Linked DNA regions of Homo sapiens: all the other regions are linked to region 1. A link is a loop called in an ENCODE intact Hi-C map of the cell type or tissue named here. Cell type or tissue: B cell. All regions are shown on one strand. Links, peaks and the distances in the headings refer to the core of each region. The heading gives the core; the rest is flanking DNA. Region 1 has its middle 21 kb from the start of OR10G3. Region 2 holds the start of LOC105378175 (a long non-coding RNA gene). Region 3 overlaps HNRNPC (heterogeneous nuclear ribonucleoprotein C). Region 4 overlaps CHD8 (chromodomain helicase DNA binding protein 8).

The links. A loop is a pair of places that touch in the nucleus more often than their neighbours do. Peaks named below come from ENCODE experiments on the same cell type or tissue, not always from the same donor. Only the 100,000 strongest peaks of a DNase experiment are listed, where the experiment ranks them.
Region 2: it touches region 1 in a loop (5-fold over the local background); 2 of 110 quality-filtered maps call a loop at or near these places.
Region 3: a loop joins it to region 1, with 14 times the contacts of the local background. A loop is called at or near these places in 8 of 110 quality-filtered maps.
Region 4: a loop joins it to region 1, with 15 times the contacts of the local background. A loop is called at or near these places in 20 of 110 quality-filtered maps.

Annotation. Positions count from the first base shown.
Region 1 is chr14:21,555,019-21,562,523 of GRCh38, reverse strand. No RefSeq gene overlaps it. Among named protein-coding and RNA genes, the nearest start is that of OR10G3, 21 kb to the left of the region's middle. RefSeq lists a silencer at 3,680-3,866 and enhancers at 3,885-4,428, 4,429-4,972. In B cell, for the core only: CTCF peaks have their summits at 4,523 and 4,727 (motif pointing right); a DNase peak (open chromatin) is centred at 4,743; H3K4me3 peaks cover 462 bases.
Region 2 is chr14:21,132,148-21,139,652 of GRCh38, reverse strand. It overlaps LOC105378175 (a long non-coding RNA gene), which reads left to right and starts at 3,777. Exons shown (of 2, transcript XR_943589.2): 1 at 3,777-3,870; 2 at 4,089-4,270. In B cell, for the core only: CTCF peaks have their summits at 3,299 and 3,501 (motif pointing right); a DNase peak (open chromatin) is centred at 3,592.
Region 3 is chr14:21,237,285-21,244,789 of GRCh38, reverse strand. All of the region lies in intron 2 of HNRNPC (heterogeneous nuclear ribonucleoprotein C), which reads left to right. Among named protein-coding and RNA genes, the nearest start is that of HNRNPC, 28 kb to the left of the region's middle. In B cell, for the core only: a CTCF peak has its summit at 3,359 (motif pointing left); a DNase peak (open chromatin) is centred at 3,349; H3K27ac peaks cover 1,039 bases.
Region 4 is chr14:21,433,405-21,440,909 of GRCh38, reverse strand. All of the region lies in intron 1 of CHD8 (chromodomain helicase DNA binding protein 8), which reads left to right. Among named protein-coding and RNA genes, the nearest start is that of CHD8, 19 kb to the left of the region's middle. RefSeq lists enhancers at 1-20, 3,048-3,227, 3,258-3,417, 3,205-3,748. In B cell, for the core only: no CTCF peak of the experiment used is centred there; a DNase peak (open chromatin) is centred at 3,539; H3K4me3 peaks cover 1,882 bases; H3K27ac peaks cover 2,823 bases.

The DNA.
Region 1 (7,505 bases), core at 1,617-6,616:
TCTTTTTTGTTGTTTGTTTGTTTTTGAGACAGGGTCTCGCTCTGTCGCCCAAGCAGGAGTGCGGCGGCACAATCACAGCTCACTACAGCCTCGACTTCATGGGCTCAGGTGATTCTCCCACCTCAGCATCCCAAATTGCTGGGACTAAACACAAATCTTACCTAAACAAAATCTTAAAACCTCTGGGGCCAACAAAACTCTGCTCTGGTCCAATTTAGATTAATCATCCTATCCTCTGTATTACTTATAAATTTCTTCTATTGGAAACCTACTTTACATCAGCATAAGAGAAAAGCCTCACTAGCTTCCCCCTTTCTCTCACACTCATTCCACCCTACTTCTAAGAACTTCACTTAGCCCCTTGTTCACTGTTATCCTCTCACTCTTCTCCCCAGGGCCACAGTAGGGTCATCACAACTACCTCTGCCCCTCCAGTGAAAGAAACACTTCCCGGCTGCACGGTGGTTCACGCCTGTAATCCCAACAGTTTGGGAGGCCGAGGCGGGCAGATCACCTGAGGTCAGGAGTTCAAGACCAGCCTGGCCAATATGGTGAAACCTCATCTTTACTAAAAATACAAAAAATTAACCAGGCGTTGTGGTGTGTGCCTATAGTCCCGGCTACTCGGGGGCTGAGACAGGAGAATCGCTTGAACCCAGGAGGCAGAGGTTGCAGTGAGCCAAGATCATGCCATTGCACTCCAGCCTGGGTGACAGAGCGAGACTCCCTCTCAAAAAAACAAAAAAAAACAGAAACATTTCCACTCTCTATCCTGTGTGTGCTCCTTTACTTGACCTGACGCTAAGGCTTCTGGGGAGTTAGGTCCTAGAGGTTCTTAGGCTAAAGAAGTCTCTGAGCCTCTTTTCTCTTAGGATGTGTTGTTATAGTACCCAGCTGTAGGTGGTGGAAGACTGTATGGGGTGAGACTAAGTAACTTGGGTACTGATCCATTATTTTCTGACGTTCCAAGATGCTGATAATTTCTGGCCTGATACCCAAAACAGATCTCATTCTATTCTCCACTTAATGAATCCAAATAGCAAGAGCTGAATTTTCCTGGGGATAGAGCTCATATAGCCTGAAGTGTGAAATGAGGCAAAGGCAAGGTAGCCTAGACCCCTGGGTCTCCAGAATAGCTTTGTCTCCATTCTCCAGGCCTCTGTTTATTGCAAATTATATAGGGAAAGGAGCTTATGGTATGGAAGGCCAGGTATTAGTCTGCTATAACAAAATATCACAGACAGGGTGACTTAAACAACAGAAACTTATTTTCTCAGAGTTCTGCAGGCTGGAAGGCTAAGAGCAATGTGCTAGCAGGATTGGAAACCAACCTGAGGCCTCTTGTCACAGTTTGCAGATGGTAGCTTCTCCTTGTGCCCTCACGTGGCCTTTCCTTTGTGACCACATATTCCTGGTGTTTCTTCTCTTCTTATAAAAATGCTAACCACATCGGGTGCGGTCACTCACACCTGTAATCTCAGCACTTCGGGAGGCCGAGGCGGGCAGATCACGAGGTCAGGAGTTGGAGGCCAGCCTGGCCAACATGGTGAAACCCCGTCTCTACTAAAAAATACAAAAATTAGCCGGGCGTGGTGGCCCATGCCTGTAATCCCAGCTATTCGGGAGGCTGAGACAGGACAATTGCTTGAGCCCAGGAGGCTGAGGTTGCAGTGAGCTGAGATCACGCCATTGCACTCCAGCCTGGGCGACAACGGCCAGACTCAGTCTCAAAAATTTAAAAAAAAATTATTTTAAAAAATAACAAAAAATAAAAATAAATACAAACGCTAATCAGGCTGGGCACAGTGGCTCACGCCTGTAATCCCAGCACTTTGGAAGGCTGAGGCAGGCGGACCACCTGAGGTCAGGAGTTCGAGACCAGCTTGACCAACATGGAGAGACCCCGTCTCTACTAAAAATACAAAAATTAGCTGGGTGTGGCGGTGTATGCCTGTAGTTCCAGCTACTCAGTAGGCTGAGGCAGGAGAATCACACAAACCCAGTGAGCAGAGATTGTGCCACTGCACTCCAGCCTGGGCAACAGAGCAAGACTCTGTCTCAAACAAACAAATAAAAGAAACACCAATCAAATTGGATTAAGGCCCTACCCTCATGACATCATTTAACTTTAATTACCTCCTTAAAGGTCTATCTTCAAATACAATCACATTGGAGGTTAGGGCTTCAACATATGAATTGAGGGTTAAAGGGAACAATTCCACTCTTTTTATGTTTGTTTGTTTTTGTTTTTGTTTTGAGACGGAGTCTCGCCCTGTCGCCCAGGCTGGAGTGCAGTGGCACAATCTCGGCTCACTGCAAGCTCCGCCTCCCGGGTTCACACCATTCTCCTGCCTCAGCCTCCCGAGTAGCTGGGACTACAAGCACCCACCACCACACCCGGCTAATTTTTTTGTATTTTTAGTAGAGACAGGGTTTCACTGTGTTAGCCAGGATGGTCTCGATCTCCTGACCTCATGATCCGCCTGCCTCAGCCTCCCAAAGTGCTGGGATTACAGACATGAGCCACCGTGCCCGGCCAATTCCACTCATTTTTGTTTGTTTGTTTGTTTTTGTTTTCTTTAGACAGGGTCTTCCTTCTCACCCAGGCTGGAATGTTGTGGGCTGCAGCCTCCACCTCCCAGGCTCAAGCAGTCCTCCCACCTCAGCCTCCTGAGTAGCCGAGACTACAGGAGAGAGCCATCACACCCAGCTAATTTTTGTATTTTTAGTATACCCTCTTTCTTTTAAAAAAATTTTAAGTGATTTATTTTTCCTCAATATAAAAATATTCATGCCGGGAAAAACATATCAGTTGTTGAGCTTCTTCTCTTTTTTATAATTTTGTTTTTGTTTTTTGAGACAGTCTCACTTTGTCACCCAGGCTGGAGGGCAGTGGCTTGATCTCCTCTCACTGCAACCTCTGCCTCCTGGGTTCAAGCTATTCTCCTGACTCAGCCACCAGAATAGCTGGGATTACAGGCGCCTGCCACCATGCCCGGCTAATTTTTGTATTTTTTCATAGGATGGGGTTTTGCCACATTGGCCAGGCTGGTCTCGAACTCCTGAGCTCAAGCAATACCCCCGCCTCGGCCTCCGAAAGTGCTGGGATTACAGGCATGAGCCACCACCTTGCAACCTGTCTTTAAAAAAAGAAAGGCCGGGCACAGTGGCCCACACCTGTAATCCCAACACCTTGGGAGGCCGAGGCGGGTGGATCACATGACGTCAGGAGTTCAAGACCAGCCTGACCAACATGGTGAAACCCCATCTCTACTAAAAATACAAAAATTAGCCAGGTGCCATGGTGCGCACCTGTAATCTCAGCTACTCTGGAGGCTGAGACAGGAGAATCTCTTGAACCCAGGAGGCAGCGGTTGCAATGAGCCGAGATCATGCCACTGCACTCCAGCCTCAGTGACAGAGTGAGACTCTGTCTCAAAGAAAAAAAAAGTAAAATTAGCCGGGTATGGTGGCGTGCACTTGTAGTCCCAGCTACTCAGCAGGCTGAGGTGGGAGGATTGCTCAAGCCAGGTAATTAGAGGCTGCAGTAACCCATCCATGATAACACGGCTGCACTCTAGCCTGGGTGACAGAGTGAGACTATCTGAACAGAAGACGAAAAAAAAAAGAAAAAGAAAAGAGACAAGACAAGACAAGACAAGATAGTGGAGCAAAGCTTCTGCTTTTCCTTTGTAAGCCAGCAAATGCTACCCTATGGAAGGGAAAGGACGGGAAGAGAAAAGTACTGTCCAACTCCACTGAATCTGTAGCAACAGCATGACGTTCAGATAAAAAATATCTAATATGGCTGGGCACAGTGACTCACACCTGTAATCCCAGCACTTTGGGAGGCCGAGGCGGGTGGATCATCTGAGGTCAGGAGTTCGAGACCAGCCTGCTCAACATGGTGAAACCCCATCTCTACTAAAAATCCAAAAGTTAGCTGGGCATGGTGGCGTGTGCGTGTATTAGTCCCAGTTACTCGGGAGGCTTAGGCAAGAGAATCGCTTGAACCCGGGAGGTGGGGGTTGCAGTGAGCTGAGATTGCATCACTGCACTCCAGCCTGGGCGACAGAGTGAGATTCCGTCTCAAACAGACAAACAAAAAAAAAATCTGGTATGGAGTTGGGAGAGATAAGACTAAACCTCATGTTCCCATATTTGAATTGGATGCAAAAAAAAAAAAAAAAAAATTCGGCCGGGCGTGGTGGCTCGCGCCTGTAATCCCAGCACTTTGGGAGGCTGAGGCACCTGAGGTCAGTAATTCAAGACCAGCCTGGCCAACATGGTGAAACCCTGTCTCTACAAAAATTAGCCGGGCATAATGCAGGTGCCTGTAATCCCCAACTACGCGGGAGGCTGAGACATGAGAATCGCTTGAACCCAGGAAGCGGAGGTTGTAGTGAGCCGAGATTGCGCCACTGCGTTCCAGCCTGGGCGACAGGGTGAGACTCCGTCGCAAAAATAAATACATAAATAAATAAAATTTTTAAAAAATAAAAATAAAAATTCACCAACATAAAGATGATATTTAAATCTGTATATGTGAGAAGGAACAAGTACTAACTGCATCACAATTAAACAGTTTCCTAGGAGTGGCTTCTGAATGTTACTTCTTTGTATCTTATTTTTGTATCTGAATGTTACTTCTTTGTATACTTACTGGCCTGTATCGCAGGCTTTCACTTGTTAATTGAGTTCTCTCTTCTTAAGTATTTTGGCATTTCTACCACCAGGTGGCGATGTCCCACTGTCTTTCATTTACTCATTGTCGAACGAGAGATTCTTAAAGAATTTGGGGGTGGGGGGAGGGGTCAGGTTATGTCCTTCTACTAGTTATACAAATAAGCGCTTGCTTTCATGCTGAAAAGCGAAAAGAATTTGGAGGGGGAGGGTAAGAGGTCAGGCAGTGGCTGCCTCTTCCTCCCTATTTGTTTTCTTAGTCGTTTGGTTTCCATGGGAATCCATGTTTGAGCAGCAACTCTGAATCCATTTACTGCCCCTCCAGGCTTGGGGCTGAGCCCAGAGACAAGCTGTGAAGAACAGCAGATGGGTAGAAAGGCGGGGAAGATTTATTTGGTAAATTTGGATAGCAAAAGAGGCCAACAGGTGCCGGGGGAGCAGTGGTGAGGTGGAGTGCACGAAGGAATGTGAAAGGCAGACAATGTTTTTTAGTTCAAATAAAATTGGGGAACATTAAAATAGTTTCCAAAACTCTTCAGTCAGGGATACTCTGTTCTCTCCCCATAGATCATCTTAGGACACACTCTGGGCCTTGTATATTACCAGGTCCTCTCTATCTCTTATCCAAAAAAAAATCAACAGGCTAGGCACCATGGCTCACACCTGTAATCCCGACATTTTGGGAGGATGAGGCAGGAGGATCACTTGAGCCTAGGAGTTTGAGACCAACCTGGGCAATAGAGGGAGATCCCATCTCCACAAAAAAAAAAAAATTGTTTTAATTAGCTGGGCATGGTGGCTCACACCTATAGTCCCAGCTACTCTGAAGGCTGCAGTGGGAGGATCGCCTTAGCCCAGGAGTTCAAGGCCACAGTGAGCCGTTATCTTTTTGCCAGCCTGGGCAACAGAGCAAGACCCTGTCTCAACAAAACAAAACAAAACAAAACAAAAACGTCAGCAGACAAGTGTCAGAACCTGTCCAAGGTTAAAGCCCTTTGGAGTAAGAGAACTCCAAGGAAAAAACCTCCACTGCATTCCCCAGGCAAAGCATAATTCCGCATACAGCAAGCTCTCAGTAAAATATTGGTTGAATGAATGAATGAATGAATGAATGAATGAGCAATAAGAATCAGATGGCCTTGACTAGCCTTACTTAGTTCCAGCTTGAGATAACAAACTCAGCACAAAGAAAAATCATCTATTCTGTCATCAAAATCATGAGGATGTGAATGTTTTCATTCACAGATTAAGTCATTCAAAGAATGATGAGGGTGTTTTGTTGTTGTTGTTCTGCTTAAATCAGATGTTTTTCATACTTGCATTACTAATACCCCAGTTTCTAAGAGTATTTGCATTTCAGTTTGTTTGTGACAATATTCGGGTATCCATTCACAGATAGCAGTTGATCTGCATATGAACAGCTTTCTACCTTGAGATGGAATCAAGTCTTCCCTCTAATTCCTTAACCACCAGCCCCACTCTTTCTCTTCACTTTCTGACCCACTACCCTGTTTAATTATCATTCATTCTGTAGTTATTTATTTGCTTACATTTTTATTGCTTGTCACTTCTACAAATGATAGGTGACAAGCTTCTTTCTTTCTTCCGGATCACTAAGCCTTCTCTAAGTTTTATCGTCTAAATGTTCATCTTACTTTTTTTTTTCTTTTTTCTTTTTTTTTTTTTTTTTTTGAGACAAAGTCTCACTCTCTCACATGGCTGGAGTGCAGTGGCACGATCTTGGCTCACCGCAACCTCCACCTCTCAGGTTCAAGCAATTCTCCTTTCTCAGCCTCCTGAGTAGCTGGGATTACAGGTGTGTGCCACCACGCCCAGCTAATTTTTATATTTTTAGTAGAGACGGGGTTTCACCATGTTGGCCAGGATGGTCTCAATCTCCTGACCTCGTGATCCACCCCGCTCAGCCTCCCAAAGTGCTGGTATTACAGGCACCCGTGCGCGGCCCTTATGTTCTTTTGAAATCCCCAATTTAAGTGACTTCTTCATTATTCTAATTTAATCTGCTCACCCTCCTGCCCTCCAATTGGAAATGGCCTTTCCTTCCTCTGAACTTGTATGCAGTTGATCTGCATTGCTTATAGCACTCACCTCTTGTTCTCTATGCAGAACAGTGTAATAATATTAACTATCAAATGTTGTGAACTTGGTGGCCGGGTGCAGTGGCTCATGCGTGTAATCCCAGCACTTTGGGAGGCCAAGGCAGGTGGATTACCTGAGGTCAGGAGTTCAAGACCAGCCTGGATTAGCTGGGCATGATGGGGAGCACCTGTAATCCCTGTAATCCTAATGCTTTGGGAGACTGAGGTGGAAGGATCACTCGAGCCCAGGCGTTCAAGGCCAGCCTGGGCAACATAGTGAGACCCTGTCTCTATTTTATAAAAAATATAAAAATGGCCAGGCGCGGTGGCTCACACCTGTAATCCCAGCACTTTGGGAGGCCGAGGTGGGCGGATCACCTGAGGTCGGGAGTTCGAGACCAGCCTGACCAACATGGAGAAACCCTGTCTCTACTAAAAATACAAAAAATTATCTGGGCATGGTGGCGCATTCCTGTAATCCCAGCTACTAGGGAGGCTGAGGCAGGAGAATCGCTTGAACCTGGGAGGTGGAGGTTGCGGTGAGCCGAGATCGTGCCATTGCAGTCCAGCCTGGGCAACAAGAGTGAAACTCCATCTCAAAAAATATATATAAATAAATAAATAAATAAATAAATAAATAAATAAATAAATAAAGTGCTGGGATTACAGGCATGATCCACCGTGGCCAGCCTCACTCTTCATCTCTTGCCTGGATTTCTGGTA
Region 2 (7,505 bases), core at 1,070-6,069, 420 kb after region 1:
TAGTTGAAAATAGGCATATATTGGCCAGGCGCGGTGGCTCACGCCTGTAATCCCAGCACTTCGGGAGGCCGAGGCAGGCGGATCACAAGGTTAGGAGATCGAGACCATCCTGGCTAACACAGTGAAACCCCATCTCTATTAAAATACAAAAAAATTAGCCGGGCATGGTGGCGGGCGCCTGTAGTCCCAGCTATTCGGGAGGCTGAGGCAGGTGAATGGCGTGAACCCGGGAGGCAGAGCTTGCAGTGAGCCAAGATTGTGCCACTGCACTCCAGCCTGGGCGACACAGCGAGACTCTGTCTCAAAAAAAAAAAAAAAAAAAAAAAAAAAAAAAAAAGAAGGAAAATAAGCATATATTATGATCTAACAGCTTTGCTTGTGATATTCACCCAACAGCTATATGTGACCATGTACATAAGGGGACATGTAGAAGAATGTTCAGATAAGCCATTTTATTTTATTTCATTTTATTTTTTATTTTTTGAGACAGAGTTTTGCTCTTGTTGCCCAGGCTGGAGTGCAGTGGCACGATCTCAGCTCACTGCAACCTCTGCCTCCCAGATTCAAGTGGTTCTCCTGCCTCAGCCTCCCGAGTAGCTGGGACTATAGGCACGTGCCACCAGGCCCAGCTAAGTTTTGTATTTTTTTTACTAGAGGCGGGGGTTTCACCATTGTGGCCAGGATGGTCTCGATCTCTTGACCTCGAGATCCGCCCGCCTCGGCCTCCCAAAGTCCTGGGATTACAGGTGTGAGCCACCGCGCCCAGCCAAGCCTATTTATTATAACCAAACAATGGAAACAGACTAAATGTCTATTTACAACAGGATGGATAATTAATTATGATACATTCATACATTAGAATACCCCACAGCAATGAAAGTGAACAAACTATAGCTAACCACAACTTTGTGTCTTATGTGAACAAAGCCAGACGCTAAAAGATATATATATTTCCATTTATACAAAGTTCTCAGATTAGGTGGAAAAAGGATTCAAATAGTAAAGAATTGATTACCATAAAACTCAAGAAAATGACTACTTTTGGGGAGAGGCAGGTGACTCCAACTGGTAAAGGGCAGAAGGGGAGCTACTGGGTTGCTGAGATTGTTCCACTTCTGGAACTGGGTACTCATTGCATGCAAGGGTGTTCACTAAGGTAAACATTTATGTTTTATGCATTTTTTTTCTAAATGGTTGCTTTATTTGGCAATGAAAAAATTTAAAAATACTTCTTGCAAACTGTAGTTTATGAATTGAGATTCCTGTGAAATGCTAAGTATCTGATAAAGCATAAATTCTGGGTCTATTTCTTACTAATATCTAGAACTCTTTGAGAGAAAAAACATACAAATGTTACCTAGAGTAAGAAATGAATGTGGCTCTCTATATGTCACTGAGCTGTATAAAGACACTCTTGTGTATTAGAGTTCTCCAGAGAAACAGAACCAGTATACACATACATATATAACCATTTATATCTATATATCAATATATACACACACACACACACACACACACATATATATACACATATATAGTCACGCATTGCTTAACAACAGAGATACATTCTAATAAAAACATCGTTGGGTGATATCTTTTTTTTTTTTTTTTTTTTTTTGAGATGGAGTCTCATTCTGTCTCCCAGGCTCCCAGGCTGGAGTGGCGTGATCTCTGCTCACTGCAATCTCTGCTTCCTGGGTTCAAGCGATTCTCCTGCCTCAGCCTCCTGAGTAGCTGGGATTACAGGCGTGCACCACCATGCCTGGCTAATTTTTGTATTTTTAGTAGAGACAGGGTTTTGCCATGTTGTTCAGGCTGGTCTCGAACTCCTGACCTCAGGTGATCTGCCTACTTCAGCCTCCCAAAGTGCTATTACAGGCGTAAGCCACCGTGCCTGGCCCTGTTAGGTGATTTCATCATTGTGTGAACACCACACAGTGTACTTACACAAACCTACATGGTATAGCCTGCTACATACCTAGGCTATACGGTATAGCCTGTTGCTCCTAGGCTACAAACCTGTACAGCATGTCACTGTGCCAAATACTGTAGACAACTGTAACACAATGATAAATATTTGTGTATCTAAACACGTCTAAACATAGAAAAGGAAACGGGTTGTGCTATGATGTTATGAGGGCTATGACTTCGCTAGGCGATAGAATTTTTCAGCTTCATTATAATTTTATGGATCAAGCATCGTATATGAGGTCTGTCATTGAGCAAAACACCATTGTTTGGGTTATGACTATATATATACAGAGAGACAGCGGGGGGACTGAGTGGGGGCAGAAGAGAGAGAGAGATTTATTATTAGGAATTGAATCACGATTATGAAATCTCACAATCTGCTATCTGGAAGCTAGAGACTCAGTAAAGCTGGCAGTATAATTCAGTCTGAATCTGAAGGCTTGAAAACCAGGAGGGCTAGACGTGTAAATCCCAGTCAGAGAGCAGAAGATGAGATGAGATGTCCCAACTAACTCAGGCAAGCAGGCAGCAAAAAGGGTGAATTCCTCCTTCCTTTGCCTTTTGTTCTATTTAGGCCCTCAACAAGTTGGATGGTGCCCACTCACATTGAGGAGAGCAATCTACTTTACCGGTCTGCTGATTCAAAGGATAATCTTGAAACACTCTCACAGACACACCCACAAATAATGTTTAATCTGGGCACCCCCAGGCCCAGTCAAGTTGACACATATAATTAATCATTATACCCTAGTAATAGGTACAAACAATATTAGCCCTTCCACAGATATGAAAGGAATGTGTTTTAGCATTTATTTATTTATTTCTTGAGATGGAGTCTCGCTCTGTTGCCCAGGCTGGAGTGCAGTGGTGCGATCTCGGCTCACTGCAAGCTCTGCCTCCCGGGTTCACGCCATTCTCCTGCCTCAGCCTCCCGAGTAGCTGGAACTACAGGCGCCTGCCACCATGCCCGGCTAATTTTTCTGCATTTTTAGTAGAGATGGGGTTTCACCGTGTTAGCCAGGATGGTCTCCATCTCCTGACCTCGTGGTCCACCCGCCTTGGCCTCCCAAAGTGCTGGGATCACAGGGAGCTTTTATTTTTAATTGTGGTTTACCCTTATTATTAATTTTTAAAATTAAAATTAATCTGTTCTTAAAATTTTCTCTAAAGTTGATAACATTGACTTATACGATAAAGCCTAAATTCCTTAGGGCTGCCTTCTCATTCATCTCATCTCTTGGTACCTTTCTCGGAGTTTATGCTCCAGAAACACTGATCTATTTGTGTTTCCCAAAATACACTGTATTTCCTCAAGCCTTTTTTCTTTGGATCATATTGTACTCTTTGCCTGTAACATTTTCCTTTGAAAATTTCTACACATTCTTCAAGTTTTCTGCTGAAACGCTACCTTCCTGTGAAGACATCCTTTTGCTAAGCATTAATACTCCTAATAACTTTGTGCATACTTCTATTAAAGGAATTATCTAAGTTTCCAATATTATAAGTATAAGATAATTCCTCTCCTTCTCCACTAGAGGGCAGAGACAGCTTTTTCCCCCCATTTTTATTTCTAGTGGCATGGGGGACTTACAATAACTAGCCAAGTTACTGTATTTGTTGAGTTAATTAAGATGACTCTTAATCCATGATGCATTCTAGATCCCTTCCCAGGGTTGTAATTATTGCACTGGTGGCAGTAAATCAGCTTTCTATAAGTTGTGCAATTTGGGGTTTAAAAATATCTCTAGGCCGACCCCTCCTTTCAGTAACAATGCATCCTCCAATATGCAGGAACTTGTGAAGAATCAGAACACACCTGCGACTGCTAAGATGGCAAGTGAACTCAGGTTGCTGGCTGCTTCTTCTGAAATCAGTCCTGCAGAAAATACAAAGTAAGAGGTAAGCATAGACTCCAGGAATTAACCATCATTACCACTACCTCTGTAAGAAACCCCAGGGAAAACTAGAGACTGTCTTGCACTGAAGTGTGTGAGAAGGAGTGGGAGAAGATGGGAGTGGGAAGAGCAGGGGAAGGTAGGGTAGACTGTGGTCTGGGCAGAGGGTAGCAGTGAGAGTGAAGAAAGGCTTCTTAAAATTCTGCTTCCCCCTTTCTGCAGGTTTGCTTTGGAACAGTTGTTGCCTTTGGCTTCACAGTAAAACTCATGGCAACATCCTAGACCGCTGTGGATGGTATCTTCAGAGGCTGTTTTAAGGAGCTGCAATATGTTGCTTCTAACAACTGCATAATACTCAATTATTTTATCTGCTGCATCCTACTATATACTTTACCAATGCTGTACACAGTTGTCTCCAAATTCCTTGGCAGTATTCCTCCAAACTTTTTCTTTTCTGGTTTTTTTTTTTTTTGTTTTTTTTTTGGTTTTTTTTGAGACAGAGTCTTGCTCTGTTGCCCAGGCTGGAGTGCAGTGGCACGATTATGACTCACCTGTAGCTTCACCCCGCTGGACTCAAAAGATCCTCCCACCTCAGCCTTCCAAGTAGCTGGGACTACAGGCACACATCCCCATGCCTAAGTTTTTAAAAATTTTTTGTAGAGATGGGGGTCTCACTATATTGCCTAGGCTGGTCTTGAACTACTCCTAGACTCAAGTGATCCTCCTGCGTTGGCCTCCCTAAGTGTTGGGATTACAGGTGTGAACCACCACACCCAGCCTTATTTCTTTTTCTGCTTAAATTAGTCAGTTAATGTCTGTTTTCTGTAACTATTAAGCCTGACCTTTAGTGGAAACAAAACTGGAAGAAGGAAAAATATTAGGAGGTTATTAAAATAAACCAGACAAGACATAGTGATGATGCGGGCAAGAACATTTGAGATATAAGAGTTGTTGGGCTAGGGATATATTTTGGACATAAACAGGACAGGAAAGGAAGGAAAATAAAGTAACCAAGCATGAGTCCTAGGTTTTGGCCACAGCAACTGTAATGAATGGTGATGTCATTTATTGAGATGGGAAATAATAAAGTAGAATTTTTATTTTTATTTTATTTATTTATTTATTTTAGGATGGGAATGTAAAGTTCTGTTTTGGAGGCGGGTGTGGTGGCTCATGCTTGTAATCCTAGCAGTTTGGGAGGTCAAGGTGGGTGGATCACCTGAGGTCAGGAGCTCGAGACCAGCCTGGCCAACATGGTGAAACCCCATCTCCACTAAAAATACAAAAATTAGCTGGGCATGGTGGTGCACGCCTGTAATGCCAGCTACTTGGGAAGCTGAGGCCGGAGAATCACTTGAATCCGGGAGGCAGAGGTTGCAGTGAGCCGAGATCACACCACTGCATTCCAGCCTGGGCCACAGAGTGAGACTCCGTCTCAAAAAAAAAAAAAAAAAAGTTCTCTTTTGGTCATGCTATGTTTCTGGAGACCCCTATAAGACACCCAAGTGGAGATGACATATGTGTCTGGGGTTCAGTACAGAAGTCTGGACCTGCAAACTTATAAAATCAGCAGCATAAGGGAGTATTTAACATCATGGGCCTGGATGAGATCATTAGGGAAATAGTGTATGTAAAAAAGAGGACCAAGAAATGTAGCCAGAGGCAATTGATATTTAAATTGGGAAGACAAGGAGGATCCAACAAAGAAGACTAAGAAGCAGCAGCCAATGAAGTAAGAAGAAACCAGAAGAATGTGGAGTCTCTGATAACAGATGAAAGCATTCTTTCAAAAAGTATGGTGAAGTCAAGTATATCACATGTCACTGAAAGTTCTATCAGATGAGAACAGAAAATTTAATACGAAATATAGGGAAATGGAGGTAATTAATAAAAATATTTTTAGGACAGTGGTGTGGAAAAAAGCCAGGGATTTATTTCCTTTGTCACTCCCTGCCCCCAACTTTCTCCTTTTTCCTGCCTGGAACTAAGATAAAATGAAGACTGAAGTTAGAATTGCCATACTGGGTCATAAGGTGAACTTGAGGATGGAAGTTTTGCACTAAAGATGACACAGAAGGAAGATAGAAGGAGCCTGGGTCCCTAGTGACTATATGGAACTATAATATCCACTTCTCGACTTCTTTCACATAGAGGAAAACAAACCCTATCTTATATATGCTACTTTAATTTGGGTTTTCTGTTATATGTGACTAGACCTAATTCCCACTGACATAGAAGGAGAGCAAAGAAAAGAGGCAGTGTCGTGATAGAAAAAGAAAAGCTGCTTTTTTTAAATTGACAGATAACATTGTATATACACAACATGATGTTTTAAAACCTGTATATATAGTGGAATGGCTAAATCAAGCTAATTAAGATGGAATTCCTCACAGTTGTCATTTTGTGGTGAGAACACTTGAAATCAGCTCTCTTAGAATGTTTCAAGGATACAATGTATTGTTATTAACTATAGTCACCATGTTGTACAACAGATATCTTTAACTTATTCCTCCTATCTAACTGAAATTTTGTATCCTTTGACCAACATCTCCCCAACTCCCTCCCTACCACAACACTAGCCCTTGGTATCCCACATTCTACTTTCTACTTCTACGAGTTTAACGTTTTTAGATTCCACACATGAGTGAGATCATGTGGGATTTGTCTTTCTGTGCCTGGCTTATTTCACTTAACATCATATCCTCCGGGTTCATCCATGTTGTCTCAAATGACAGGATTTCCTTCTTTTTAATGGCTCAGTAGTATTCAATTGCATATATATGCCACATTTTGTTTATCCATTAATCCATGGATAGCACTTGGTTTGCTTCCATGTGAGTGGTACTACTATGAACACAGGTGCACACAAATATCTCTTTGATATCCTGATTTCAATTCTTTTGGATTTATACCGAGAAGTGGAATTGTTGGATCATACAGTAATTATATTTTTATTTTTTTGAGGGACCTTGATATGGTTTGGGTCTGTGTCCCCACCTAAATCTCATATGGAATTGTAGACCCCAGTGTTGGAGGAGGGGCCTGGTGGGAAGTGATTGATTATGGGGGTGGATTTCCCCCTCGAAGTTCTTGTGATAGTGAGTTATCATGAGATCTGGTTGTTTAAAAGTGTGTAGCAGCTCCTCCTTCACTCTTCCTTCTTCTCCAGCGTGCCTGCTTCCCCTTCGCCTTCCACCATGATTGTAAGTTTCCTGAGGCCTCCCCAGCCATGCTTCCTGTATAGCCTGCAGAACTGTGAGTCAACTAAACCTGTTTTCTTTATAAATTACCCAGTCTCAGGTAGTTCTTTATAGCAGCGCGAGAAAGGACTAATACAGACTTCCATACTGTTCTCTATAATGGCTGTACTAATTTACATTTCTACCAACAGTGTGCAATGGTTCTCTTCTCTCCACGTTCTCACCAACACTTATCTTTTGTCTTTTTGATAACAGCCACTTTAACAGTTGTGAGGTGATAGCTATCTGTAGTTTTAATTTGCATTTCCCCACTGCTTAATGATGTTGAGCATTTTTTCATATACCTGCTGACCATTTGTATGTCTTCTTTTGAGAAATGTCTATTCAGGTCCTCTGCCTATATTTTTCCTGTTGCCCAGGCTGGAGTGCAATGGTGCAA
Region 3 (7,505 bases), core at 1,226-6,225, 320 kb after region 1:
TGTAGTCTGGGAGCAATAGGCTATACGATACAGGCTAGGTGTGTGGTAGGCTACACTATCTAGCTTGGTATTGGGTAACTACACTCTTACGACATTAACACAGTGACAAAATTGCATAACGATACAATTCTCATGCATTTCCCTGTCATTAAGCAATGTGTGATTAATTGGTTTACTGATGAATGTAATTCCAAGAATAGAGCTAAGGGAAGAATTAAAGAGTCAACTATGATTTAGAATCGTATATCATTAGATTGTGAGTTCTCTGACTTTGGCAATTCAAAAGCTCCACCATTGGTAAGTGAGAAAGGATACCTTAAATGGAATTTTTAGCATCTTTTGAGGGACCTCGGGGGAAATTAAATGACATGAATTAGTTTTTTACATCGAGATGTTTTAAGACCTTAATTTTTTATTTGTTGCATTACATCACTCATACATTGAAAGGAAACAATTTTGATTATAAAAGTGCTTTATAGAGAGAACTTGCGGGCAGGCGTGGGGGCTCACGCCTATAATCCCTGCACTTTTGGAACGTGGAGGTCGGCGGATCACCTGAGGTCAGGAGTTGGAGACCAGCTATGGTCAACATGGTGAAACCCCATCTCTACTAAAAGTACAAAAAATTATCCGGATGTGGTGGCGGGCGCCTGTAGTCCCAGCTACTCGGAAGGCAGAGGTTGCAGTGATCGAAGATCGCAACACTGCAATCCAGCCTGGGCAACAAGAGCTAAGCTTCGTCTTAAAAAAAAAAAAAACTTGGAGGAAATATGCAGATAAAAATAGTATTTACTCATTTACTTATGTCATCAGCACTCAGAGGTAACCACCATCAACATTTTTATGTTTTGTTCTCTGTCTTATGTAGCTACAGGTATATATATATGTATATTTTACTAATATGTAATTATTATAGTGTTAGAACCTCTACGTGGTAGATGTTTTCCAGTCAGTAAGTATTCTACCATGTTTTTGTTTAATGGCTGTCAAGTATCTTTTGTCACAGATTTATATAAAAGATTCAGTTCCAAGCAAACATGGAAGTACTTGAAATTGAATATCCTCAGTTGATTAATGAATACAGATATAGGGACCTACCGTCCCATTGCTTGATACCTTTTATTGAGAATTTTCATATGAGCCTACAAAACGTGTACTGGTTTAGTTAGTTAAAACAATGGAAATGCCAGTTTCTTTTCCTTCACTTCATTGCATGATCATTGTTACATAAGCAGATTTGACAGAAAAAAAGATGTAATCTTTTCTTTGGAAATTTGGTGAAGTGTGCAATCTGGTGTATATCATTTTTGAATCTGCTATATATAGCATCTTAAGAAAACTTTTGAACACAATATATACATACATAGAATAAACCATTCCTGTGTAAGCCCCACTCTTCGGATAGCAACTGCCATGTTTGTCCTCTACACTTTTCTCCTGAATGATTTCAAAGTTTGTTGACATGATACTTCAGCAAACATGATACGCACTGAAGTTAGGAGCTTCCATGTGGCTGCATCTCCTAAGAATAAAGGAAATACATGCCACCAAAATATTATCAAAAGAATAATGAACATCAATTCAGTAATTAAACAATTGATAGTAAAATTATCTAGATAAAAATGTCTCTTTTGCCCAGTCTAGTGTTCAGTCAGAATTCACACACTGCCCACCCCCCCACCTCTCCTTTTTGAGACAGTGAGGTGGCTTGATCTCCGCTCATTGCAGCCTCCACTTCTAGGGTTCAAGCAATTCTCCTGCCTCAGCCTCCCAAGTAGCTGGGACTACAGGTATGTGCCACCACACCCAGCTTATCTTTGTATTGTTAGTAGAGATGGGGTTTCACCACATTGGCCATGCCGGCACTGCTTTTTTAATCTAGAAAAAGGCCCCTAGTTTTTATTTTTTGAGGTGTCCAAACCAGTTGTATTGTGATTGCCCACAAACTTGAAATTGTCTGATTGTTTCCCCCATATATAGATTCTAGAAAGATAGCTTGGTGAGAATAATGCGTAGGTGATAATGCGTGTTTAAGTGTGTCACATCAGGAGGCATGCAATGTTAGGTTGTCCTACAACTTTCTAACTATGATCCCTTAGTTTAGGTTGAGACCTCCAGGTCTTCATTGTAAAGATACATTTTCCCCCTATGTAATTATAGAGTATCTGTTTGCAAATCCTGTACTCCACTCACCAAGTTTTACCTGGCGCTTTTAGCATACATCGACAGTACTCTCATATGTTAAATTGGTGTTAAGTCCTCACCAATGTAAATAAATTTTAAATAATGTGTCTTAACATCTTTTTGAGACGGAGTCTTGCACTGACGACCAGACAGGAGTGCAGTGGCACGATCTAGGCTCACTGCAACCTCCGCGTCTTGGGTTCAAGCGATTCTTCTAGCTCAGTCTCCAGAGTAGCTGGAATTATAGGCGCTTGACATCACGCCCAGCTAATTTTTAGTATTTTTTGTAGAGATGGGGTTTCACTATGTTGACCAGTTTGGTCTCCACCTCTTGACCTCGTGATCTTCCTGCCTTGGCCTCCCAAAGTGCTGGGATTACAGGCGTGAGCCACCTTGCCTGGCCCCACACCTTATTATTATTATATATGATTATATTTATGATCCATTTGTTTGGATTTCCTGCCATTTTTAAATTTTGTTACTCTTCCTTTTGAGAGTTGTTTTATTTCATTTGGGTTTTGACCTTTGCGTGTGCAGTTTTACACGATTTGTATTTATATTAGGATTTAGAGTGAGGTTGGTTCCAATTTTTGAAAAAGATGGCTACCTAGTAGTACCATGTATTGAATTATTCATTTTCCCACCATGATGTACAAGGTCTTAGGTATTCTTAGTTCTAATACTTAAACATAGCAGTTAACATAATGTGTTCTAAAAGTAGCCAACTTTGTTTCTTCATAGGCTGAAAATGTCTTAGTAATATCCCCAGGTATTACTGTTTTCTCAGAGATTACTCTCACAGTATTTACCTTGAGATACTGTTTTTGATTAAATGAGCTAATGATTCTTGGCAGTTCAGCAAATTAAAATGCACATATTTTTCCAGGCATTGTTGGCCTCTGAAGAGGCCAGAGGGAAGTAGTTGAAAGCAATAAGATCCATAGGAAGCAGGGTACAAAAATGGTGACCAGATAGAGAGTAATGTGGGATAGGGTAGCCGGACCTAAATAGGCAAAATAAGACTTGAAGTGTGTTCAACAACTTAGATCAAATGAAGATCATCCAAGTATGCAGAGGAATTTATAGTATCCAAAGAGTATTCAGAAACTTAAGAAATTGTGAATGACTGAAAACTTTGGAATACAGAAAATTTAGTAAACCTTTTAGAAAATTGACAACTCATTGCTGCCATCTAGTGTCACTTTTGTCTTTGAAATTCTGCAAAGAAGGGAAATTTTACATATATAGCATATTTAGTATATAGAATTGGCATTTAATTTGAATTGAATGCAGGGGCTACTTTAGGTTTTTTTGTTGTTATGGTTGTGGTTTTTTTTTTTTTTTTTTTGAGACATAGTCTTGCTCTGTTCCCAGGCTGGAGTGCAGGGGTGCAATCTCGGCTTACTACAACCTCCGCCTCCTGGGTTCAGGCAGTTCTTTGCCTCAGCCCCCCGAGTAGCTGGGATTACAGACGCCTGCCACCACCAATTTTTGTCTTTAGTAGAGACAGGGTTTCACCACGTTGGCCAGGCTGGTTTTGAACTCGTGACCTCATGATCTACCCACCTCGGCCTCCCAGAGTGCTGGGATTACAGGCGTGAGCCTTCGCACCTGGCCTAGTTGAGGTTTTAAGATACAGTAATAAAGGAAATTGTAAGGCAGGGTTTTGAATTTCCAAATCTGAGGTAATATATATTTTCCTTTGTCTCTAGTGTGAGATAATGTCTGGTAAGTGAAAGTGACAGCATGTTTAATTTTTTTCTCCTGGACCATTGGATAATGTGTTTTAAGTATAATGTGATTAACCCATGTGGAGAGGTGGCCAGGGCTTGCTGAAATAAATGCCCAGTAGAAACATCTTGTACTTTGTTTAACTTGTATACTTTTGCACTAAATAAGCCAAGATATACTGAAAACAGTTGGGTTGAACGGCACCTATCTCCTGTGACCTGAACTCTATCAAAGCTGGCATACAGTGCCCAGATAAAAAAGGAAGCTGAAGTCTTGACTCCATGTTCAAATTCATTTTGGCTCAGCTCTCAGCAAATTCCAGGGCTCTCACAACCTGTTTGTGGACCACTTGAACTTTATTTATGTAAAAAATCTTCAGATAATGCAAACTGCCGTACCTTTTCCAAGTAGAATTGAATTACTTGAGATTTAAAGTTAATGTAATGGTAATGAAGTATTTTTATAAATATATTTTCAAAATTTTAGCTAGATTGACAATCCAAGATTGGTTTCCCTCCATTAAAAGGGTGAAGAGGCATGATAGCACCTCACACTTACAATGAACAGTTGGAAATAAAATTTACAGTTTGGCTATATCCCAACTAGATAGAGTTTTTACTTATTTTTTGCTTTTAAGCTGTGGCTGGGATGGTGAGAGTGCGAGTAGAGGCAAATTTCTATATTCAGGAAATTTCTTGTCCTTCCCACTACTATTAAAATCTTGTATCGCTTTTATTGCTTCAGGATAGAGCATATGATAAAACAGACAAGCATATCAGACAAAAACACAGATTTTTGGGCATTAGAAATAACTTAGTATTCCTGGTTTTGACTTGTTTTCTAGGTAAAACAGGTCTTTTGTGATCCTTTGATTAAAAACAGGAATAAGAACCTGTAATGAAATTATAGTATATAATATACAAACGCATTTGTCCATGTGTGTAATAGAAATTTGAGTGCTAACCACTATTTTTCCGCTTTTTTTGTCCTTTTTCTCTCTTGAGACCCAGTCTCACACGGTTGCCAAGGCTGGAGTGCAGTGGCATGATCTTGGCTCGCTGCAACCTCCACCTCACGGGTTCAAGGGATTTTCCTGTGTCATCCTCCCAAGTAGCTGGGATTACAGGCATCCACCACCACACCCAGCTAGTTTTTGTATTTTTAGTAGAGACCGGGTTACACCATGTTGCCCAGGCTGGTCTCGAACTCCTGTCCTCAGGTGATTTGCTCGCCTCAGCCTCCCAAAGTGCTGGGATTACAGGTGTGAGCCACCGTGCCTGGCCTAATTTTAGGTTTTTAAAGTCTATCCTTTTCATGACAGAGCTTTTCATGACATGTTGAGTTTAAGAAAGAAATAGCACCTAAGGTTCTCATTTGTTGAGGACATTTTTTTTTTGAGGTAGAATCTCACTCTGTCACCCAGACTGGAGTGCAGTGGCGCTATCTCCGCTGACTGCACCTCTGCCTCCAAGGTTCAAGCATTTTTCCTGCCTCAGCCTCCCGAATAGCTGGGACTACAGGTGTGTGCCACCATACCCCGCTAATTATTTTCATATTTTTAGTACAGATGGTGTTTCACCATGTTAGCTAGGATACTGTCTCGTTCTGACCTCATGATCCACCTGCCTCGGCCTCCCAAAGTGCCTGGCTGGAAATGTGACTAAACTACTGCTTCACTTTTGAAGTATTTAACCTTCTGATTTACAAATAATGGAGGCTGGAATATTTGAACTGTATGTTTGTTTGTTTTTGAGACAGTGTCTCCTTCTGTTGCCTAGGCTGGAGTGCATTAGCACGATCTCGGCTCACTGCAACCTCCTCCCATGTTCAAGCGATTCTCCTGTCTCAGCCTCCCGAGTAGCTGGGACTACAGGTGCAGGCCACCACGCATGGCTGATTTTTGTATTTTTAGTAGAGATGGGGTTTCACCATGTTGGCCAGAGTGGCCTTGAACTCCTGACCTGATGTGAACTGCCTGCCTCAGTCTCCCAAAGAGCTGGGATTACAGGTGTGAGCCACTGCACCCAGCCCCAGATTTCTTAATGTTAAATCTAGTTCATGTAAATTAGTGCCATTTTATTATCTAACAGCATTATTCGACTATTACATACTAGTAAATGGTGATAGAGTAGGATCCCTGGGTTAGCTTGCATTAAAAAAAGAAAAATTCTAGACCCCTTCAACTAGAAGAGGGGAAATATGATGATGAGGGGCATTGACCTCAAAATATTTGAGTATATACAGGTGCATTAAGACTTGGACTATTATTACTAATGTGATTAACCTTTTAAAATTTCTACCAAATGGATTTTCTGTTTTAAGGAATATTTGTTTGGCTTAAATGAGTTTTTCCTACAGAAATCCCAAGCTTGTATGTACATTGTAGTGAATTTGGGAAATACAGAGAAACTGTGAAAATGATTGTAAAGATTAATCACAAGCAGAGTACCCACAGAACATTTTAAGATATTTTGATGTGTTTCTGTACTGTCCGTTCTTAAATGATTTTTATGTAGTTCATTTATGTCTCCTATGTATTGTACGTTTTCAGATACTATTTTTTTGACTCAAATTATAATTTGCACATCACTTGAAGTTGTATTTTTAAAAGACTATTATTGCTGGACATTTATTACTATTGGGTTGTTAGTTGTTAGAACTCGGTTATAAAAATTCATATAGAATATGACCAAGTAATTTAGATCTGTATGAGGCAAAAAGCAAAAGTAGACCTATTCATTCTACAAGTGGTTTTTACACCTTCCAGATGTAAAGGGAGTAACAAGGCAAGAAAATGGGATCAGGGCCGAGTGCAGTGGCTTTCACCTGTAATCCCAGCACTTTGGGAGGCCGAGGCAGGCGGATCACCTGAGGTCAGAAGTTCAAGATCACCCTGACCAACATGGAGAAACCTGGTCTTTGCTAAAAATACAAAATTAGCCGGGCCTGGTGGCGCATGCCTGTAATCCCAGCTACTGGGGAGGCTGAGGCAGGAGAATCACTTGGAACAGGGAGGCGTAGGTTGCAGTGAGCCAAGATTGCTCCATTGCACTCCATCCTTGGCAACGAGTGAAACTCCAACTCAAAAAAATTAAAAAAAAAATGTGATCAAGGAGTTTGTTTTACTTATCTAAACTATTGTACTACTATAAAAGGATGCTGGCAACCTGTTACATGAAAGAACTGAGGGACTGTTCTTAGGATTTCTAACAACAGTCTGCGTAACATGTTAAAAGTGGTGCTCGAGAAACCACACCATACTACCTAGAGAGAAATGGTATTGTTTAAGCATCAATAACACCACAAAAAGGTATTGCCACTTGTAGGACGAGGTAGTCTTGACAAAATATTGCAGATGAAGCTGAGTAAGCCTTGGTCCCAGCTGCTGCTTTCAAGAGTTACAGAAGAATATGTGGAATTGTTCTGAGAGTATCAATCCTGGAAAATACAGACTGGGAAACTACAAGTTAATACTGTGGATTCTTAAACAGATAAATTTTAACCTAATGCAATAGAAGCGGAACTTACCTACAAAAATGCTTCAAATGCATCACGTTTATTTTTCTGGGAAGACTAGAATGTCTATAGTT
Region 4 (7,505 bases), core at 793-5,792, 120 kb after region 1:
CCTTTCTGGTCTCAGCAGCCTCCTAACTGCTTCTGTGTCCTCTGTCCTCTCACCCCCTAGAGCCAGAGTTAGCTAACCAAAATGTAATTCTGATTACGTTATTCCATGTTTCAGTGGCTCCTCATCCACCTGTAAGAAAATGTTATTCAAGGCTCTCCACGCTCTGGCCCTTACCTGTCCCTTCGGCTTCATCTCTATCCAGTTCCTTCTTCGCGATTTACACTTTAGCAAGGCTGAACTACAGAACTAGAGTTTCCTCTACATGTCTCATGCTGTTTCTCATTGCTATGCTTTGTTTTGCCTTCCCTCTTCCTGTCCCTGCTGCCTGAATATCCCTTTCTTACAGCCCACCTTTCCCTCCCACCTGGTAACTTTTCCTCATTGTTTAAGAAACTATTTTCTTGGCTGGATGCGGTGGCTCACACCTGTAATCTCAGCACTTTGGGAGGCTGAGGTGGGTGGAACACCTGAGGTCAGGAGTTCGAGACCAGCCTGGCCAACATGGTGAAACCTCATCTCTACTAAAAATACAAAAATTAGCCGGGCATGGTGGTGGACGCCTGTAATCCCAGCTACCCGGGAGGCTGAGGCAGGAGAATCACTTGAACCCGGGAGGCAGAGGTTGCAGTGAGCCGAGATCGCACTACTGCACTCCAGCCTGGGCAACAGAGTGAGACTCCATCTCAAGAAAAAAAAACCAGCAACAAAAAAGAGAAACTACTTTATTGATGTTTTTTCCTCCTGAGCCCCTGCTGGTCTTATTGAATGTGTCACCTTGTATTATAATTGTTTTTATTTGTCACTGTTGTCATACTGCCTACTCTTTACCCTCTTCCCACATACATACACAAATGCACTCTTACTTACTGTGAGTTGAGGGTAGGGATTATGTCTTACTTGTTTTTGGATCCCTAATGCTAGCAGATTACTTGGCATGTTACATACTCAATACATATTGAAGTAATAAGAAGCATTTGATGTTGAACTTAGAGGATAATAAGTAAGATTTTGGTAATGCAAAGAAAGAAATTAAAGATGTGTATAATTTGAAGGCAGCAATATTAGGCTCAGATTAGAAAAAATACGACAATAGTAATTTGTCTTTTTTTGGCTAGCAAGTATATGTAGACAAATGGTAGAAAATAAGACAGGAAATATAAGATATTGTCTTAAGTAATTGGGAGCCTTTGAAAATTTTCCAGCACAAGTTTGATTTGGCCATACCGTGTTTTAGGATATTAATCTGGTTGCAGAATGGATTAGTAGGGTGAGTAGAGAGATTTTTTATGAGGCTTTTCTCTTACATAAGCAACTACATAAGTAAGGGAGATGGCAGCAGAAATAGGAGTCAGATATATGAATCCTAACTTGCCACTTAGTTTCATAGTCAAACATTCAACTCTCTAAGCCTCAGTTTTCTCATCTATACACTAAGAAGGTTGACAGAGTCTTTGGCAGCTCCAAAATCTTTGTTATATATTGTAAGAGAATCAATGACACTTGGCAAATGATTGGATGGTGGCTACAGGGGGGAGGTTTTAGAGACTGTTGAGGTTTTGAGCCACAGTGAATGGGAAAACAGTATTGCTGTTTACAGGAGTGGTAATTAGGTGTTTTTAGCGACAGTGGTAATGCTAGGATCTTTAAAAAATAAGACATCTAAAGCAAGTTGATTTTCCTAATTTGTGTCCTCAGAGTATAAGAAAATAGGATTTCAATGTTGAGGATACTTTCAGAGGAAACTAATGGTCAGGAGATAAGCCGCCCTTTTTTTTTCTTTTTTGAGACATTGTTTCACTGTGTTGCCCAGGCTGGAGTGCCTTGGCATGATCTTGGCTCACTGCACCCTCCACCTGCTGGGTTCAAGCAATCCTCGTGCCTCACCCTCCCCAGTAGCTGGGACTACAGGTGAGTGCCACCACTCCCAGCTAGTTTTTGTATTTTTAGTAGAGATGGGGTTTCGCTATGTTGGCCAAGCTGGTCTCAAACTCCTGGCCTCAAGTGATCTGCCCACCTTGGCCTCCCAAATGCTGAGATTACAGGTGTGAGCCACTGCACCTGGCTTTTTTTGGCTTTTTTTTTAAGACAGAGTCTCGCTGTGTCACCAGGCTGGAGTGCAGTGGGGTGATCTTGGCTCACTGCAACCTCTGCCTCCCAGGTTCAAGCGATTCTGCCTCAGCTTCCCAAGTAGCCGGGACTACAGGCGAATGCCACTACGCCCAGTAATTTTTGTATTTTTAGTAGAGACGGGGTTTCACCATGTTGACCAGGATGGTCTAGATCTCTTGACCTTGTGGTCTGCCCGCCTCGCTCTCCCAAAGTGCTGGGATTACAGGTGTGAGCCACTGCGCCCGGCATCTTTCTTTTTTCTTTCTTTCTTTTTTTTTTTTTTTTTTTAAGAGACTAGGTGTTACTATGTAATGCCCAAGCTGGTCTTGAACTCCTGGATACAAGCGATCTGCCCACCTCGGCCTCTCTAAGTGCTGGGATTGCAGGCATGAGCCACCACTGCACCCGGACTAAACTGCTCTTTTTAATAACAGTGTCCTGGCTGGGCGTGATGGCTCACGCCTGTAATCCCAGCACTTTGGGAGGCTGGGGTGGGTGGGTCACTTGAGGTCAGGAGTTCGAGACCAGCCTAGCCAACATAGTGAAACCCTGTCTCTACTAAAAATACAAAAATTAGCTAGGTGTGGTGGCAGGCGCCTGTAATCCCAGCTATTCGGGAGGCTGAGGCAAGAGAATCGCTTGAACACGCGAGGCGGAGGTTGCAGTGAGCCAAGATTGCGCCACTACACTCCAGCCTGGGCGACAGAGTCAGACTCTGTCTCAAAAAAGGAAAAAACAAGTTTACTTTGGTGGATTTAAGCTTGCACACCATCATTCTGGGGTTGTCTAGTCTCACTGGGAATTAGAGTGATTTCAAGTGACATCGCAAAGTGGACACTGATTAAAAGGTCAAATGGGCTGAGTTTCAAGAGATGGGAGAACAGGAAACCGAGTTTAGAGGGTGAGGAGTGTTTGTTTTGAGCGGGCTAAGGGTCGGGAATTGTTAGAGGGCCCCAGGAATTACTGTCTAAAAAGCCGTATTGGTATTGAAGGGTCACAGTGTCAAAAATGCACGGCAACCTTATGTGTTGTGGCAGAAAGAGTGCTTTAAAAGGCCCCATATTCCAGCTGGGCTGACTCCCACGATGGAGGGAAGAAGATTTGGCCCCTTTTATTAGGTAGTGGGATACGGTGTAGTCACTACAGGAGAGGGGTTGACAGGGCTGCTAGAAGGCCGGGGATTCAGAGGGAGGCGGAGCTGGCCTAGCGCGGAACCCTCCCTCCCAAGTTTATACTCTTCAGGGTGAAGAATTCAGAGTAGATGGTAGGGAATTTAATCTCCAGGACTGGTTTCGCGTACTATGAGACTGTTCCTCTGGCCAGCCCCCTTTTTTCAAGCAAGCTGCAGGCTTCGCCTCGGCCCTAGAAACCGGATAGGCCTCTCCGTGCGCTCTCAACCTAACCTGCGGGGGAGGGGGAAGGGAGCTCCTTATAGTCCCACCCTTTGCGCTGTTTTGCGTCTTTTCGCCTTTGGTGAGTGGCAGTGCGCTTCAGCCAATGATGGCGCGGGGCGGGCAGGAGCATCAGGTTAGGTTGCGCAGGAGGAGGGGGAACTGGTGCTGGAGAGACAGGGAGAGGGGCGAACCGGCCCCCCACAGCCACTGCAGGTAAAGCCACCTCTCTCCTCCACTGGGGTGAGGCACAGCTCGTTTTCTCCTTCAGGGCTTGTCGGGCCTCTCGGCCTGCAGCTTCCGCCCTAACATTGCTCCTATCCCGGGCATCCACACCCCCCACCCCCCGCATCTTCCCGTCTTGGCCATCCCCACCCTGGAGGGCACCCCCGCTAGCTCCTTACCTCAAGTGCATGTACCTCATTTCCATTTTGGGGTCTCCAGTTACCAGAAATCTTCCGCCTCTGCTGTATGGACCTTACTGGCACCAACCCCGGCAGTATGAGCAGGTAATGTACCCGGGTCCCCCCCACCCCCACCCCAGTCGCGTTTTCCTCTCCATCAACCCCTCACTTCCTCACCTCGCCCTTTCCCTTTTTTCATGAGTGCAGAATCTCTCTAGTTTCTTCTTTACCCCCTGAAAATACATGTCTTTAGCTGTCGTAGTTGCCTATTTTGCTTTTCCGATTTATTCACAAGGTCTTACTTTACCAGCCTTATATTCCCCCAAATGACCATACCCTTGATTGAGGTGTGAGTGCTTTCTCTTTCAGTAATTGGAAAACAGAAACAGAGTAGCCACACATTTGGCAGTGAGAATGGTGAAGACAGAGAAAATGGCCTAGGATCTTGATCTACTTAGGAAATCTGAGTGGCTCCAATTTGGTCCTATGTCTTTCCATCCTGATCCTTTGCTGACCCTAAATTGTGATTGCATTCACTTTGGATGTTTATTTTTCATTTCTGTATAAGATTTGAGACCCTTCGTGTCTCACGAATGTCTTCATGGTACAGTTTTAAAATACTTCTCTTTTAAAATTATGTTGGTGATTTTCATTTTAGCCCTTTGGATTATTTTATTTTCAAGGTATTTCTCATTTAAATTAAGCTGCTTCTACCCATCTTATGTTTCAGTAACATGTATTTATGTCTATCTGCAACTGATCTTCTTGAAAGGATACAGTTTCCAACAACAAGATTTGTTCTTTGAAGTAAATAAAATAGTTTATTCTTTTCTGAACCTTTGAGCAGCTAGAGGTTAAGTGGTCATGAGTGGTACTTTCTAAAAGTGCACATTACAGAAAGAGGTCAGCATGGCTCAATACTGCATTCGTTCATTGTCTTCTAAGAGGTTGTCACTACGGAGAAATCTATAAGTGGGCAATAGATATCTGTAGCTCATTTTACATAATTTTATCTATTAGACGACAGAACTAATCTCTTGCAGTGTTTCTCATCCATCATAAACAGTAAATGATGATAAACTCCTTTTGAGAGGCTATAGGAAATCTTATCCCATCCCAAAGATACTGGTAACTCTGCCAAGCCAGGAATGTTTCTTTCTCTGCCCTCTACTCCTCACGTGTCTTTTACAGATCTTCACTGGCCAAGAAGGCTTTGTCCAGTGTTAATAAATATAAATAGCCTAAACAATGAGATGTAGTTTTTTCACTTGATAAATATAAAATTATAATATTGAATACACCTTTAAGAACTGCACATTTATCTCCACCCTCGGTTCCCAGAAGCCCTTCTTAAGGGCCTTAGTCTCCATCCCCTGGTTGAGAATCACTGCTTTGTTGAAAGGTATGGAGAGATTGAGATGGAAAAATATAGGGTAGAATTAAAACAAAATACTTTATCATAGGACAGACAGTTTATTATAGAAATGGGCAAGGGTGAGGAATAATGTCAAATAAGAATGAGAGAGTTGGGACTCTAGATTTCCAAAAAAATCAAGAACTGTATTAAAGGTGGTAAAGCTGCAGAAGAACATCAGTTTGTACTTGTCTCAAGGGGAAGCAGTAGTTTCACCTTTAAGAAGGAGATGAAGTGAAGGGCTATACTGGCATATATAATAAAGTATTTTTCTACAGGTAACTGTATTGTTACTTGGCGATTATAGATAGATGGGCTTGGATTTTAACCTTAACTGACTAGTTTGTTACTTTTCCCTTCCACTGCCATCCCTCACCCCCTACATGCCCTCCAAGATTTCTGTCATGATTCTGGTCATTAGTTTGTAATTATGGAAAGTGACTAAGTACAACCACTAAGTTTTGTCTTTCCTTTTGAGCACATACATGTGTTTCTCTTTTGGGGACTGGTGGGCCAACACTGGCTTTTCATTCTTAATATGATAAAAGTTGGTGTGACTTCTTTATCTAGGCAGTTACTTTGCATTGAAACCAACTTAACATCTGTTCATTTTTGCTATTAGGGTTTGAATCAAGGAAAGAGAATTCATGAGATGGTTGAGAGGATTCATGAGATAGATGAGCTTGGTAGAATAAATAGGCCGTATGTGGATATAGCCAGGGTGACCCACAAGTAGTAGTAGAAGGAGGGTTAAAAAAAGTTAGATGTATGTTGGGAGAAGGTTTAATCTTGTAAGAGTCAAGGACAGTTTAAAGATAGGAACTAGAAAAGAAGTAGGAAACTAGCATAAAAATATGAGATGAATTGGGTCAGTATAGGTGAGAATGATGGGACTGAGAAGTAATGATACTTGGTGGCAAGGTTTTTGAATTATTAGGCATAGACCGAACTAGAAGAAGCAGAAATTTGGTTCGAAAATTGGGAAGGGAGAGATAAATGACAATGCATTGATCTTTAAAAAGCTTATACTAAGTCATATGGGGGTAAGGAGATTCATCAGAAACCATCAGCCTTGTTTCTCCTATTTAAAAAAAAAAAAATCTGGGCCTAAGATTGGATCATTATGGGGGAAAGGAAGAGCATTAGAATTAACAAATAGCAAGGAATCATGGAAGCGACAAAATACTCCATGGAATAAGGAGCAGGCTATAAACTATTTGCAACGTAAACTTCTGGTTAGTAGAAACTTTCAGCGTGGTGGCTCATGCCTATAATCCCAGCACTTTGGGAGGCTGAGGCGACGGCTCACCTCTGAAGTCGAGAGTCCGAGACCAGTCTGACTAACGTGGCGAAAACCTGTCTCTACTAAAAATACAAAATTAGCCGAGTGTGGTGGCGCAGGCCTGTAATCCCAGCTATTCGGGAGGCTGAGGCAGGAGAATCGCTTGAACCCAGGAGGTAGAGGTTGCGGTGAGCCGAGATCGCGCCATTGCACTCCAGCCTGGGCGACAAGAGTGAAACTCTGTCTCAGAAAAAAAAAAAAAAAAAAAAAGAAACTTTCACTGTTGTTTTTATATTACTCCTAGCTGTAGATACTTTAACTTCTGACGGTGAGTAGAGAATGAAAAATAATTGGTGCCAAAGTAGGTATACTGGAAAAAAGCTGATGATAATGGGAAGGAAATTTATTAATATCAAGTTATTGAGTAGGTTTTCGTTAAATCAGGAAGCATTCATAACTTTCCTGATTGCCATTTTGAGTAATTTGGAGGCAAATATTAGATATGAGAGGCTGGAATGAGCTGGTGGAATAGGCTAGCCAGGAATGGGAGATGGTATGGATCTTGGGTTGAGATATGAAAAGTATGCAATTACTGAAGCAAGGACGATCTTGTTTAACATTGTTGGAGATACCATGTATACTTTGTAATTTTGACTCACGTGTTTGTTCTCTTTGTCTGTTTTGGAGTATCTGATATATTAACCCATATTATATTGTTTTATAAGGATAAGTGAGATGGGTTGGGAAGGAAAAAACATAGCATGGGGGTTATATGGAAAAGTCTCCTTCAGTCAGGACTGTGCCTCTGACAAATTTCTTATCTGGTGTCTTCCAAAAGTTAGGAGAAATGGTCTTACCAAGCAAGACTTTCCTGTATTGTCAAATACTGTCATCATATACAAAGA